Linked DNA regions of Homo sapiens: region 2 is linked to region 1. A link is a loop called in an ENCODE intact Hi-C map of the cell type or tissue named here. Cell type or tissue: gastrocnemius medialis. All regions are shown on one strand. Links, peaks and the distances in the headings refer to the core of each region. The heading gives the core; the rest is flanking DNA. Region 1 overlaps NTN4 (netrin 4). Region 2 has its middle 57 kb from the start of USP44.

Evidence for each region. Hi-C counts contacts between places; a loop is a spot of excess contacts. Peaks named below come from ENCODE experiments on the same cell type or tissue, not always from the same donor. Only the 100,000 strongest peaks of a DNase experiment are listed, where the experiment ranks them.
Region 2: a loop joins it to region 1, with 1.9 times the contacts of the local background. A loop is called at or near these places in 5 of 110 quality-filtered maps.

The regions. Positions count from the first base shown.
Region 1 is chr12:95,782,250-95,787,249 of GRCh38, forward strand. NTN4 (netrin 4) reads right to left here. Exons shown (of 10, transcript NM_021229.4): 2 at 4,690-5,000. Among named protein-coding and RNA genes, the nearest start is that of NTN4, 6.0 kb to the right of the region's middle. In gastrocnemius medialis, for the core only: no CTCF peak of the experiment used is centred there; a DNase peak (open chromatin) is centred at 2,262.
Region 2 is chr12:95,604,261-95,612,389 of GRCh38, forward strand. No RefSeq gene overlaps it. Among named protein-coding and RNA genes, the nearest start is that of USP44, 57 kb to the left of the region's middle. RefSeq lists enhancers at 6,904-7,472, 7,473-8,041. In gastrocnemius medialis, for the core only: no CTCF peak of the experiment used is centred there; DNase peaks (open chromatin) are centred at 4,161 and 4,581; H3K27ac peaks cover 2,429 bases.

The DNA.
Region 1 (5,000 bases), core at 1-5,000:
AAATAAAACTGACATGAGCCTTACCCTCTTTAATAATCCTTTACTTTTTTTTTTTCTTTTTTTTGAGACAGAGTCTCACTCTGTCGCCCAGGCTGAGGTGCAGGGGCGTGATCTCGGGTCACTGCAACCTCCGCCTCCCAGGTTCAAGCAATTCTCGTGCCTCAGCTTCCCGAGTAGCTGGGATTACAGGTGTGTGCCACCACACCTGGCTAACTTTTTTGTATTTTTAGCAGAGACAGGGTTTCACCATGTTGGCCAGGCTGGTCTTGAACTCCTGACCTTAGGTGATCTGCCTGCCTCCCAAAGTGCTGGGATTACAGGCGTGAGCCACTGTACCCAGCCTAATAATCCTTTTCTATTCAAAGATTACTTTGAGACCCAGCTACTCCCTCTGTTCTTGGCTTCTCTGTACTGCTGACTCTGACTTTACAGTCCTGCCTTTGAATGGTACATTTTCATAATGCCCTGGAGAAAAATTTTAAAAATCTGTGTGCTTTGGTTGGTTGCTATCCAATTTTGAATAGAGTTCTTTTAATAGAGAGTTAATAGAGCAGGGAGCAAGTCGTGCTCCCTTCTAAGGAGACAGTAACTACATCCCTTTAGAGTTACTTTTGGGCCACACTGGAACAGATGCTGTTTCCTAACAGTGATCATCGCAATTCCAGTGTCATGAGGCCTGACTGTGTGGCATCTAAGACGGTTTGCTACATCTCCCCACTTCCTTGTGTTTGCTGTATCCAGAGGTAATCTGAGAGTGCTTCTTTTACATCCTGAAAAAGCCTAATTAACCTATCATTTTTAGCCTCAAGGTTATTATTATTGACTGCTCCAACTAATAGGAGGCTAAGCTCCCAATGGACAGAGTCCTGATATCCAGGGATGCCTAGCCCCAGGCCTGTCTGTGCCTTTCACCAGAGTTTTGGGAGCACTTAAACCTCCACCCCAGCATTTCCCACGCTGCGCTCTGTGGATCATTAGGGTCCTGAAAGATAGTAACGAATTCTGCAAAAAGAGGGTTTCATAGCCAAGTAAGTGCAGGAATGTCACATCCTAAATCTCCCATTTGGGGATACAGGGTACATAATGAGAATATTAATGTATTTATAAATGTTTCAATTTGTTAAACCAAGTCAGTGTTTCCCAGCCTAAGTTAACAATGCTATCTTTTATTCTCAGTATACCACTGCCATCTCAGAGGACATTACTGCTCAGGAGAAAACTGTTTGGCAAATTCCATTTTACCTTCATGTCATCTCCAAATGAATAGCAGCAAATGGCTTTAAGAGAGTGAGAGAGGAGGGAGATATAAGATATTCCCCACCAGTAGTTCTTGAGGGTCACAAATAGAGGGAGAGAACTTGATTTTATGGAACAAATACTAGACTTCAGGTCAGAAGACTTGTGACTTAGTCCTAGCTCTGTCACGTAACTAATGGTATGTTGTTGGGCAAATCATTTTAGCTCAAGCCTCAATCTCATCTCCCAGGAAGGAGACACGTTTTAGGATAGCCATACCCCATTCTTTGAAAGAGCTGGGCAGTTTAGGAAGTTTCTATATAGCAGGTTTAATGTCTATTTAAAAAGTGTTCTTCTGGGTGAATTTTTGGGCCCATGTTTTTGAAGTCCTCTTTCAGATGACTGGTGCCTTCCACTCTGTTGATGGAGGTGGCTGACTCTTTAGACATGAAGCTCCAGGCTCTCAAAACCCAAAGCAGTATTTCTGAATGAACATTGGAAACAAATTGAGTCTGGCATATATTTATGTTAGCCTAATTAATAGGATAATACCTAGAGAAGTCTTAAGCCTTATATAGAATGGAGGAAAATATAGGTCTATAATATTGCAAATAAGCCATAAATGAAATTTGAGACTTCTTATTTTTAAACTAGATTGACTAGCTTCTTTTTCTGAGCACACAATTTTCAAAGATGGAAATTGGTGACATGGAGTTGAAACTGCGAAATAAATTTGTAGTACTGCACTGATTTATATATATTCTAACATGACAGGGGAGAGGAAGGCAATAATCACTTCTGGGGAGGCTTCCTGTAGTCCTTGAGTTAGAGAAAGACTCTTCCATTCTTTAACTCAGGAGAGAAAGATTAGTTCTCAAACCTGTCCTCTGTAAAGAAGAAATTCTATAATGACTTCTTTACACTTTACACTTGCAAATAATGCTCTAGAGGGAACTAGGTCACACTTGATGCTTTTCTCACCATTAAAATATGTCTGCTGAGGCCGGGCGCAGTGACTCACACCTGTAATCCCAGCACTTTGGCAGGCCGAGGAGGGCGGATCACTAGGTCAGGAGTTCAAGACCAGCCTGGCCAAAATAGTGAAACCCCATGTCTACTAAAAATACAAAAAAAAGCTGGATGTGGTGGTGTGCACCTGTAATCCCAGGTACTCAGGAGGCTGAGGCAGGAGAATTGCTTGAATCTAGGAAGCGGAGGCTTCAGTGAGCCAAGATTGTGCCACTGCACTCCAGCCTGGGTGACAGAGCGGGACTCAGTCTCAAAAAAAAAAAGTCTGCTAAAATAACAACTACAATTAAAAACACTTATGAACTAGGTTTAGAAGGTATCTGTACACTGAAATAACTTACATAAATGTTAGTCTCTATCTGCTTGGAATTTGATATAAACATTGATGACAATAAATAGTTGGTTTTAAAAAAGACAAGACTGTATTTCCATATAGGTTAGTTCAAAGTTACTGTAGTCATCTCCAAATAATTGCTGGACTGTTGCAATAAATTTGCAATAAATTCAACGTGATATTTGCTAAATGAGCATGCCTGCCATCTGGTTACTCAGACTGTATTTTTGCAATTTCATAGATAAACAAGGCCCAGTAGAGATTACTATAGTCATCTTTAAATAATTGCTGGACTGTGGCAATAAATTTGCAATAAATTCAATGTGATATTTGCTAAATGAGCATGCCTGCCATCTGGTTACTAAAACTGTATTTTTTCAACTTCATAGATACACAAGGCCCAGTAGCACTGAGATGTAAGGAGCCAATATGAGCCTGAGGATCAATTCCAAAGCAATTTGAGAGTTCAAGCCATTCATTTGTTTTCAGCACAAAGTGTTCTCCACATAACAAAACAATGAGACTAACTTATCTGTCTCTTTCCTGTCGTGGTATCTTTAAAAATGTCCATCATGACAGGTTGCAAATGGGCTTACAATATTCAGCCAACTTTGGGGACCATGAAGAATGGAAAACAGTCAGTGTGCTGCTTGCACCATGTCCTACTTGGTTCTGGTGCCAGCAGCACTATTCTTGCTGGTCTCTTCAAGGTGCACACAGAAGAAGCGGCTGAATGACATGGCAAAAGTCTCCATGTATCTATGGAAGTGGGGAAAGGAGGCCCCAAACCAACCTTTTCATCAGGCCCCTGGCAAGCACCTCCCCATACCACACCAAAAGCAGAATTAGTAGCGTTGAATACAGTGCCTGAGGGGGTCAATACATGCTGATTATACACAACTACCTGGGAAGTCTGAGAATAGTTATATAAAGGATGCTAGAAGAGTGCTTACCCTAGTTTCTGTAGCCATGGTGATCCATGTATTGGATATATGCCTAATCGTCCAGGCTGTCTCAACCTCGGTACATTGACATTTTGAGCTAGATAATTTTTGGTTGGGGATGGGGTGGGGAACGCTATTTTGTGCATCGTCTGAGGTTTAGCATCATCTCTGGCCTCCACCCACTAGATGCCAGTGGTGTTCCTCCCCCTAGCAAAAATGTCTCCAGATATTTCCAAGTGTCCCAATGTCCCCAGGGAAGAGGAGCCAAAAATCACCCCTAGTTGAAAGCCACTTATCTAGTCTGTATATTCATGACATGGACCAGAATTAGAATGATTATACTCTCCTCTCTTTTTCCTGAATCAGTATTTCTTCATCTACTTATTGAAGTATTATATTCTCTTAATCTGCTTTTATTCAGTTTTCTCTGTTCTCATACACCTGAGGGTTGGGGGGAGCCTTTCAAGGTATTGCCACATAAGTTAAGAAGAGCTAAAAAGAGACCTGTTTCTCCCTTAGGAGAAAGGAATATTAAAGAGAAAACATTCCACATAGAAATTGGATCAGTAGCTAATGAGGCTGTTTTGCAGAATGAGTTTAAGATGGCCTAAGCTGAAATTCATGTGTCTGTGAGCCCAGAAGAACCTTTGTATGTTAAAAGAAACTACTTTCATTTGTTTGCTACTGTCATACAAAAGTATCCTTCTGTCAAACAGATTTTTTTTTCTTTCTTGGCTTTGTTTTTATTTACTTCCTATTTATATTAACACTATCAGGAAGATACCCGTGTGGGCTCCAGGAACAGACTGTCTCAGTAACTCTTCCCCCTTCAGAAGCACAGTAAGTAGTCCCGAGAACTGAAGCAATGAGGAGCCTCTAGAGTGATGATTTGTGTCTGCTCTTTTTTATATGTGAAAAATTTGAATCTTAGAATACTGACTTAAACCCAGCCAGTGGGCAATCTGCTTGAAAATGACTACACATTCATATGTAAGGGTAAGAAATAATTTATGACAAATAAATCTCATGAAAAATTCTAATTTCATTCATGTTGCTACAAGTATAGCTTCATGCTTTAAAAAAAAATGCGGGCTGGTAACATTTTTCTATCTTACTTACAGTGTAGAGTTAAACAGGTGCCCTTACCTCTCCTCCAGTGCATGGAAAAGGACTGGAGTATTTAGAAGTACAAATAGCGCCCTTCTTGACAACATCATCTTCCAGGCCAAATGTAGCGGAGCAGTTAGTCGCAAAGTACTTATAAGGCTTCCATGTTTTCCCAAAGTCCTGGGAGCGGTCCAGCACCATGGCAGCCGGCCTGGGGGACTTGAACATCACAATTAGGTGAGTGAAGTAGAATTCAGCTTCCAGGTCTAACTGGATCTTTTCTCTGTGCACATCCTCCGCAGACTGCCACCATGTGCGAGGAAACCGGAAGGATGAGTCTGCCATGGCAG
Region 2 (8,129 bases), core at 1,673-6,672, 180 kb before region 1:
ACTCTATGTTGAGCCAATTGGCTGTCTTCTTCATTTTTATATTCTCTGTGCCTAATATTGTCCCTGACACAGTAGTTATGTTTTTATTTTTTTGAGATAGGATCTTATTCTGTTGCCCAGGCTGAAGTGCAGTGGTGTGATCTTGGCTCACTGTAGCCTCGACCTCCTTGGCTCAAGAAATCCTCCCACTTCAGCCTCCCGAATAGCTGGGACCACGGGCTTGTGCCACCACACCTGGCTAGTTTTTATATTTTTTATAGAGACAGTGTTTTGTCATATTGCCCAGGCTAGTCTCAAATGCCTGAGCTCGAGTAATCTGCTTGCCTCAGCTTCCCAAAGGGCTGGGATTACAGGCGTGAGCCACTGTGCCCAGCAGTAGTTACTTAATAAAAGCTTGATGTCGATGCAGTTAATGGAATGTGCAACTCAAACTGACTTTAAAAATGAGGAAGTCTGCCAGGCGCAGTGGCTCACGCCTGTAATCCCAGCACTTTGGGAGGCCAAGGCGGGCAGATCACGAGGTCAGGAGTTTGAGACCAGCCTGACCAACATGGTGAAACCCCGTCTCTACTAAAAATGAAAAAATTAACTGGGCATGGTGGCAGGCACCTGTAATCCCAGCTACTCAGGAGGCTGAGACAGGAGAATCTCTTGAACCCGGGAGGCACATGTTACAGTGAGCCGAGATGGCACCACTGCACTCCAGCCTGGGTGACAGAACAAGACTCTGTCTCTAAAAAATAAATAAAATAAGAAGGATGTAGTTTCCAATACTGACCCAGATGCTGCTATAGAGAATAATGGACACAAAAGATCCTCCCAGACAACAGAATTGGGGGTGATCATGTGGGTCAACCAAGGAACTTACTCTCTGCCAGGACAGGGAATCTTTGCAGCTTCTGCTCATTAGGATTTTACAGTTGCTGAGGATGAGTGACAGCTGTATGTTTCCCATTCTTCCCTTGTCTGACCTGGAGTTTTACTTGTGGTTATCCTGTCTTTGTCACAGAAGTGGAGAGTGGATGTTTAGTAGATGAGTCACTTCTCCAAAAGGAACCACATCCAAACTCGATGGAGAGGTCTTGGACTCTGCGAGGTAACTGGGTAGGACTTTGGATTGGTTTCCTTGGGAAGGAGATGAATGTGTTCTTATGTCTCAGAAGGGTATGCATTGATTCTTGGGTGGCCAGAAAGGTGGTCTATAGAACCTGCTAATTGGCCTCTGATATCCGTTCTCTCAATCTCTCTCTCTCTCTCTTTTTTTTTTTTTTAATTTGAGACAGTCTTGCTGTGTTGCCTAGGCTGGAGTGCAGTGGTGTGATCGTGGCTCAGTGCAACCTCTGCCTCCTGGGTTCAAGGGATTCTCATGTCTCAGCCTCCCAACTAACTGGGACTACAGGCATGTGCCACCATGCCCGCCTAATTTTTGTATTTTTAGTAGAGAGGGGGCTCACCATGTTGGCCAGGCTGATCTTGAACTCCTGGCCTCAAGTGATCTGGCCTCAGCCTCCCAAGTGCTGGGATTACAGGTGTGAGCCACTGCGCCTGGCCCCAGCTAATTTTTTAATTTTTGTAGAGGTGGGGTTTTGCCATGTTACCCAGGCTGATCTGGAACTCCTCAAGCAATCCACCCACCTCGGTCTCCTAAAGTTCTGGGATTATGGTGTGAGCCACCATGCCCAGCCAAGTAAACATTTTCTTAGAGCCAGATAGGAAATATTTTGCCATGAAAGTCATAGGGTCTCTGTCCCAGTGACTCAATTCTGACCTTGTAGCTCCAAAGCAGCCATTGACAAGACTTCTACAATGGATGTGGCCGTATTCCAGTAAAATTTTATTTGCCAAAACCGGTGCCTGCTAACTATAGTTTGTTTATCTCTGTATCTCTGCTCTGGTGGAACAATAACATTCATGAACTCTGGTTCTCTGGATGCCCTGGAAAGAGAACTGCCCTACATTCCAGATCACCTACTAACTCAGATGTCTATGTGAAGGAAAAATAAGGCGTTTTGTTTTTGTTTTTTTTTGTTTGTTTTGTTTTTTGTTTTTGACAGGATCTCACACTGTTGTCCAGGCTGGAGTGCAGTGGCAGGATCATAGCCCACCGTAGCCTCAACCTCCCTTGGCTCAGGTGATCCTCCCACCTCAGCTTCCCAAGTAGGTGGGACTACAGGCATATGCCACCATGCCTGGCTGATTTTTTATTTTAAAAATTTTTTGTAGAGACAGTGTATCACCATGTTGCCCAGGCTGGTCTTGAACTCCTGGGCTCAAGCAGTCTTCCTTTCTCAGCCTCCTCAAGTGCTGGGATTACAGGCATGAGCCACTGTGCCCAGCCTGAGAAATAAGTTTTTAACTCTTATGTAAGTCACTGTTATTTTGGATTCTGTTAAGGTGTTCAAACCAATATCGTAATGCAACTGTATCTTCTGGTGAGAAGTATCTAAATATGGATGATCACAGTTCCCTGGGAGTGTTATTACTTTATTTTAGTCACTAATCTAGTTCTAGAAAAAAGAGTGATGATTGGGAAACTCATCTTTTCAAAATCCTGTAGCAAGTCTGACATGGTACTGATGTGGCACTATATCCCTTGATTCTGAAGATGCCAGTTGGAAGCAGCAACCAAAGATAACGTTTCTTTGCTTTTGTTGTTAACCTGAAGTCATTGTAAAGAAGTTGAATGACCTCTTGACATTTAGGAGATGTTAAATGACCTCAGAGCCAGTTTTTCACTAGTAAGGATATAATAAATAACTTGAATTTCACTAAATGCAAGTTAGTTGCAGGTTCCAACCTGCAATTCTGGTTAAACATAAATATCCTAAAGGCAGTATACTTGTAAAGAAAATTTCCATATATTGCATAACGTATTCACACTTTGCCCATCATTCAAGGCATTGCATGTGCTATTGTCAACTTCCCTAACCACCTTTTAAATTTATCATCAACATAAAATTAAGAAGAATAGTGAAATTCTTTTCATATTGATGACAGTCCACTATTTTCTACAGAGCAAGATAATCAAAACAAAATAATTGGTCATTTTGAAGAAGAAATTTACTGAATGAAGCAGTTGGAAAGAATGGATTACAGTTGTTTTTGAGAAAGTTTACATTAATTGTTCACATTAAAAATATATCTTCCAAGTATCTTCTCTGCTTTCCTTAGTCGTTTTAGCAAAGGCATCTGTGTTTATTTATTTACCTAATAAGTAGTTATTCTCTAAATTCTTACCTCTAAGTTCTCTAACTTATTCTTTAAGTTCTTGTCTCTAAGAACATTTATTTACCTAATTATTTATTCATTTACCTAATGTCATCTTTTGGTCCCATAATTTTAAATAAGTGCAAAGTGATGTTTATACTGCCAGTTTGGAGTTTTGCAGTAGCAGGTGTGATTGTCTTATAAAACTCTTTTGATATAGCCAATGTCATGTTCCTTATTCGTGTGTTATTTTCGAAATGTATTCAAGGCAGCACCCCCGAGACAGCTGTGACAATAATGCCCCCCCCCCCATGACAACAGAGGAACTGTGCCAAAGCTCAGCAAAACAAAATTTACTTGGCAGGGGAGAGAGTTTAGAGGCTTTTCACAGCTCTTTGGAAATGCTAATAAGGTCTCAACCTTGAACCATGTTTGCTTTTTATCTGGGAAACCCTTTCCAGTTACAATAGCATTGATATACTAAGAGATTCCAAGTTAGGAGTTTATACAGTAGGTTTATGAGACAGGTAATCCAAAAGTCAGGTGCTCCCTCTTCGCTTGGAAGAACAGTGCATTTTGGGACATTTTAAAGCACATTGTCAACTTCTTTGGCCTTTTTTTTTTTTTTTTTTTTTTTTTTTTGAGTTGGAGTCTTTACTCTGTCGCCCAGGCTGGAGCGCAATGGCGCGATCTCGGCTCACTACTACAACCTCTGCTTCCTGGATTCAAGTGATTCTCCTGCCTCAACTTCCTGAGTAGCTGGGATTACAGGTGCGTGCCACCATGCCCAGCTAATTTTTATATTTTTAGTAGAGATGGGGTTCTACCGTGTTGGTCAGGCTGGCCTCGAACTCCTGACCTCGTGATCCACCCACCTCGGCCTCTCAAAGTGCTGGGATTACAAACGTGAGCCACCGCATCTGGCCGGCTCCTTTAACCACTACTTATAACAGGCTCACAGCCTCAAGGTTGGCAGGCTTTACCGCCAGGCGTAATGTTGTGTTAATGTGGGTGAAGTACATTTGCAATGTGCAAATAGTTGACTCACAGCTCTAATTTTGTTCTTCTGAGTAGCTCTTTTAAGCTTCCCTGCCCTTTTTGTCTTATGTTGCTTAGATGACTGGAGAAAAATATTATTATCTGATGGCTCAATTTAAAGACCCACGATTAAACCAACTGAGCTCAGCCTTCACACTCACACCTACCTTTCAATATCTGGCACTAATCTTTTAAATACCTTGTCAGAGGAATACTGTTTCCTGGGTGTGTTCAAACTAGTCATGTTGTTATGTCCCAAAAACAGTGGGATCCTTTTCAGACGAAAAACACATGAAGGCTCAAAGCCAAGCTGCTGCGTAAAAGCTTTCCCTTTCCTTCCTCTGACCCATCCTCTTTGGAATAATTAGATGAATGGTGCTTTTTTCTGTGATTTATCTGTGTTTTTAAAGGCAAAACTCCCATGAAGAGATGGGCTATTAAGAATTCTCACAGTTGGCTGGGCATAGTGGCTCACGCCTGTAATCCCAGCTCTTCTGGAGGCTGAGGAGGGTGGATTGCTTGAGATCAGGAGTTCAAGACCAGCCTGGCCAACATGGTGAAACTCCCGTCTCTACTAAAAATCCAAAATAGCCAGGCTTGGTGGCAGGCGTCTGTAATCCCAGCTACTCAGGAGGCTGAGGCAGGAGGATGGCTTGAACCTGGGAGGTGGAGGTTGCAGTGAGCCAAGATTTTGCCGCTGCACTCCAGCCTGGGCAATGGAGCAAGACTGTCTCAAACGGACAAACCAAAAAAGGATTCCCACAGTGAACACTTTCAACTATTTGTTTGAAAATTTTTATTCCTCTTTTGCTGTGTCTAAAAGACTAAGAATCTTGAGGAGTTATGTATAAAAAGCTCTAACTCTCCTTTTGATAATTTTTAGAGTTAGTAATTTATAGCCTAAAGAATTATATAAGGCTGGGCACAGTGGCTCACACCTGTAATCCCAGCACTTTGGGAGGCTGAGGTGGGCCGATCACTTGAGGTCAGCAGTTTGAGAACAGCCTGACCAACATGGTGAAACCCCATTTCTACAAAAAACAAAACAAAAACAAAAACAAAATTAGCCGGATATGGTGGCACATGCCTGTAATTCCAGCTACTTGGTAGGCTGAGACAGGAGGGAGGCAGAGGTTGCAGTGAGCAAAGATCGCACTACTGCACTCCAGTTTGGGCAACAAGAGTGAAACTTTGTCTCAAAAAAAAGAATATATAAGGTGACATCATTTAGTATAAACACAGATAATATAGGATCTTGGAAAATATGAGTCGTATCAGTACTTAGCAGCAATCAGGTCATTTACTAGTTATGAGTAATTGACTCAAAATGTATCTTTTTCTACAAAAGAAACATTATTATTATGAGTAGGCTGCTTAGCATGCATATTATCATTTATTTAGTACTGAATGTCATAGTGTCTTTCTTTTTATTATTCTCATGTTTCTAAAGCAATAAGAAAAACAGATGGGATAGGCCGGGCGCAGTGGCTCACGCCTGTAATCCCAGCACTTTGGGAGGCCGAGGCGGGCGGATCACGAGGTCAGGAAATTGAGACCATCCTGGCTAACACGGTGAAACCCCGTCTCTACTAAAAATACAAAAAAAATTAGCCGGGCGTGGTGTCAGGCGCCTGTAGTCCCAGCTACTTGGGAGGCTGAGGCAGGAGAATGGCGTGAACCCGGGAGGCGGAGCTTGCAGTGAGCCGAGATCGCGCCACTGCACTCATGACTGGGCAACAGAGCGAGACTCTGTCTCAAAAAAAAAAAAAAAAAAGCAGATGGGATAAAAACAACAGAAGAATATTATCCATGTGTTTATGCAAATAACATGGCTTAAACATTTTGTGATAGCTAAGTTAGTGCTCTGAATAATAATTTGTATGCACTGAGTAGTCAAAATTTAAAAATGTGGAAACTTACATTTACACTGATTTCAAATTAAATTGATTTAGGAACCAAAGTATACTTTCATGATGAAATTATTTTTTAGTGTTTCAACAACTATACCTACCGTTTTTTTCACCCTTTTCTTTTAAAATAAAAATATATGTGTGCATATGTATTTAAATAAAATAATGCTTATTATAGAAAATTTGGAAAAAAAAAAACCCTGAAATTGCATCAGATAATTACTTCTGATAATTAGAACATTTTGACATCAAAATCAGCATAAACTCACGTTTTACTATCTGCTCTTCCTCCCACCATATGTTGATATTTTATACATTTTATTATTTCTTTAAATATTATTTGCTTACATGATTTTGAAGCTTAATCAAATGAACATACCACAATTTATTAAACAAAATTTCTATTGTTGGACATTCAGATTGGGTTCAACTTTTTCTTTTTATAGTAACATTCAGCAGAACACCATTGAACATAAATCTTTGAATGCATGTTGATTATTTCCTTAGGATAAACCCCTAAATCTAAGATTACGGCGACCAGAGTTACTTCAATTTTAACTGGTGAAATAATTTAAAAATTGTTATTTTCTTCTTCTTCTTTCTTCTTTCCTTTTTTTTTTTTTTCTTTTTTGAGATGGGATTTTGCCCAGGTGCTATCTTCGCTCACTGCAACCTCTGCCTCCTGGGCTCAAGGGATTCTCTCGCTTCAGTCCCTCAAGTAGCTGGGACTGCAGGCATGTGCCACCATGCCCCAGCTAATTTTTGCATTTTATGTAGAGACGGGGTTTCACTATATTGGTCAGGCTGGTCTCCAACTCCTGAGCTCAAGTGATCTGCCCATCTTGGCCTCCCAAAGTGCTGGGATTATAGGCATGAACCACCATGCCTGGCCCCCAAAATTGTTATTTTCAAGTCTAAAATTTCTTTCAGCTTCTACATGACAGATAATTCTCCTGACAAAATAGTCTTCCTTTTTAAAAAATGTGAAAGATAGTTTTGACTTGTCCAATAAATGAAGCTTTATCAGTGGTTGTGTGTATGTGATTTTGTGAATTTTTTTTGTTTTTTTGAGACAGAGTTTCACTCTTGTTGGCCAGGCTGGAGTGCAATGGTTCACTGCAACCTCTGCCTCCCAGGTTCAAGCGATTCTCCTGCCTCAGCCTCCGAGTAGCTGGGATTACAGGCATGCACCAGCATGCCCAGCTAATTTTGTGTTTTTAGTAGAGACGGGGTTTCACCATGTTGGTCAGGCTGGTGTCGAACTCCTGACCTCAAGTGATACACCTGCCTCAGCCTCCTAAAGTGCTGGGATTACAGGTGTGAGCCACTGCACCAAGCTGATTTTGTGAATATTGCAAATGTATTTGTGGAACAAAATGGCTTGGAGTCCCTCTTAAATGAATGCCCTGTTGTTCTCATCATAGCAATCCACCTACTGCTGTAGGCTTGATGTTATCACTCCTGCCATTCGGGCAGGTGTCTGGAGGGTGGAAGTAGGGACAAAGACCTTAGAAAAGTGGTAGGGTGATGAGAGATAGATTGGGAATTAATAGCAAATCAGGAAAGAAGCAATTAAGTAAATGACGAGAATTGAGGCTGGTTAGAGTAGGTCTGAGAAGCAGAGTAGATACTTTTCTCATTTTAATGAATGCTAATCAGCTGGCCTAGTGAAAACCTCCTCCTGATATGCCAAACACAATGGCTTATGCAAACATTTGATAAAGCATTCTCAGGTGTGTTAGTCATTAAGCCATGACCTTGGGAACAGATTGCATGGCTATATTCCTCAGTCATTTACAGTACACACACAGGTCCATAAATGCAGCTGTGTGAATATAATTAATTACTAACAATTCTTATTTTAGAAGTGGTAGTATCTTGAGAGTAATCCATAGGTAGTGGACAAGAAATAATTAAAAGCTGTTCTGCATTGAGCCTAGCCAGAAGCTCTAAAAGCTATTGTGCTATACTGTC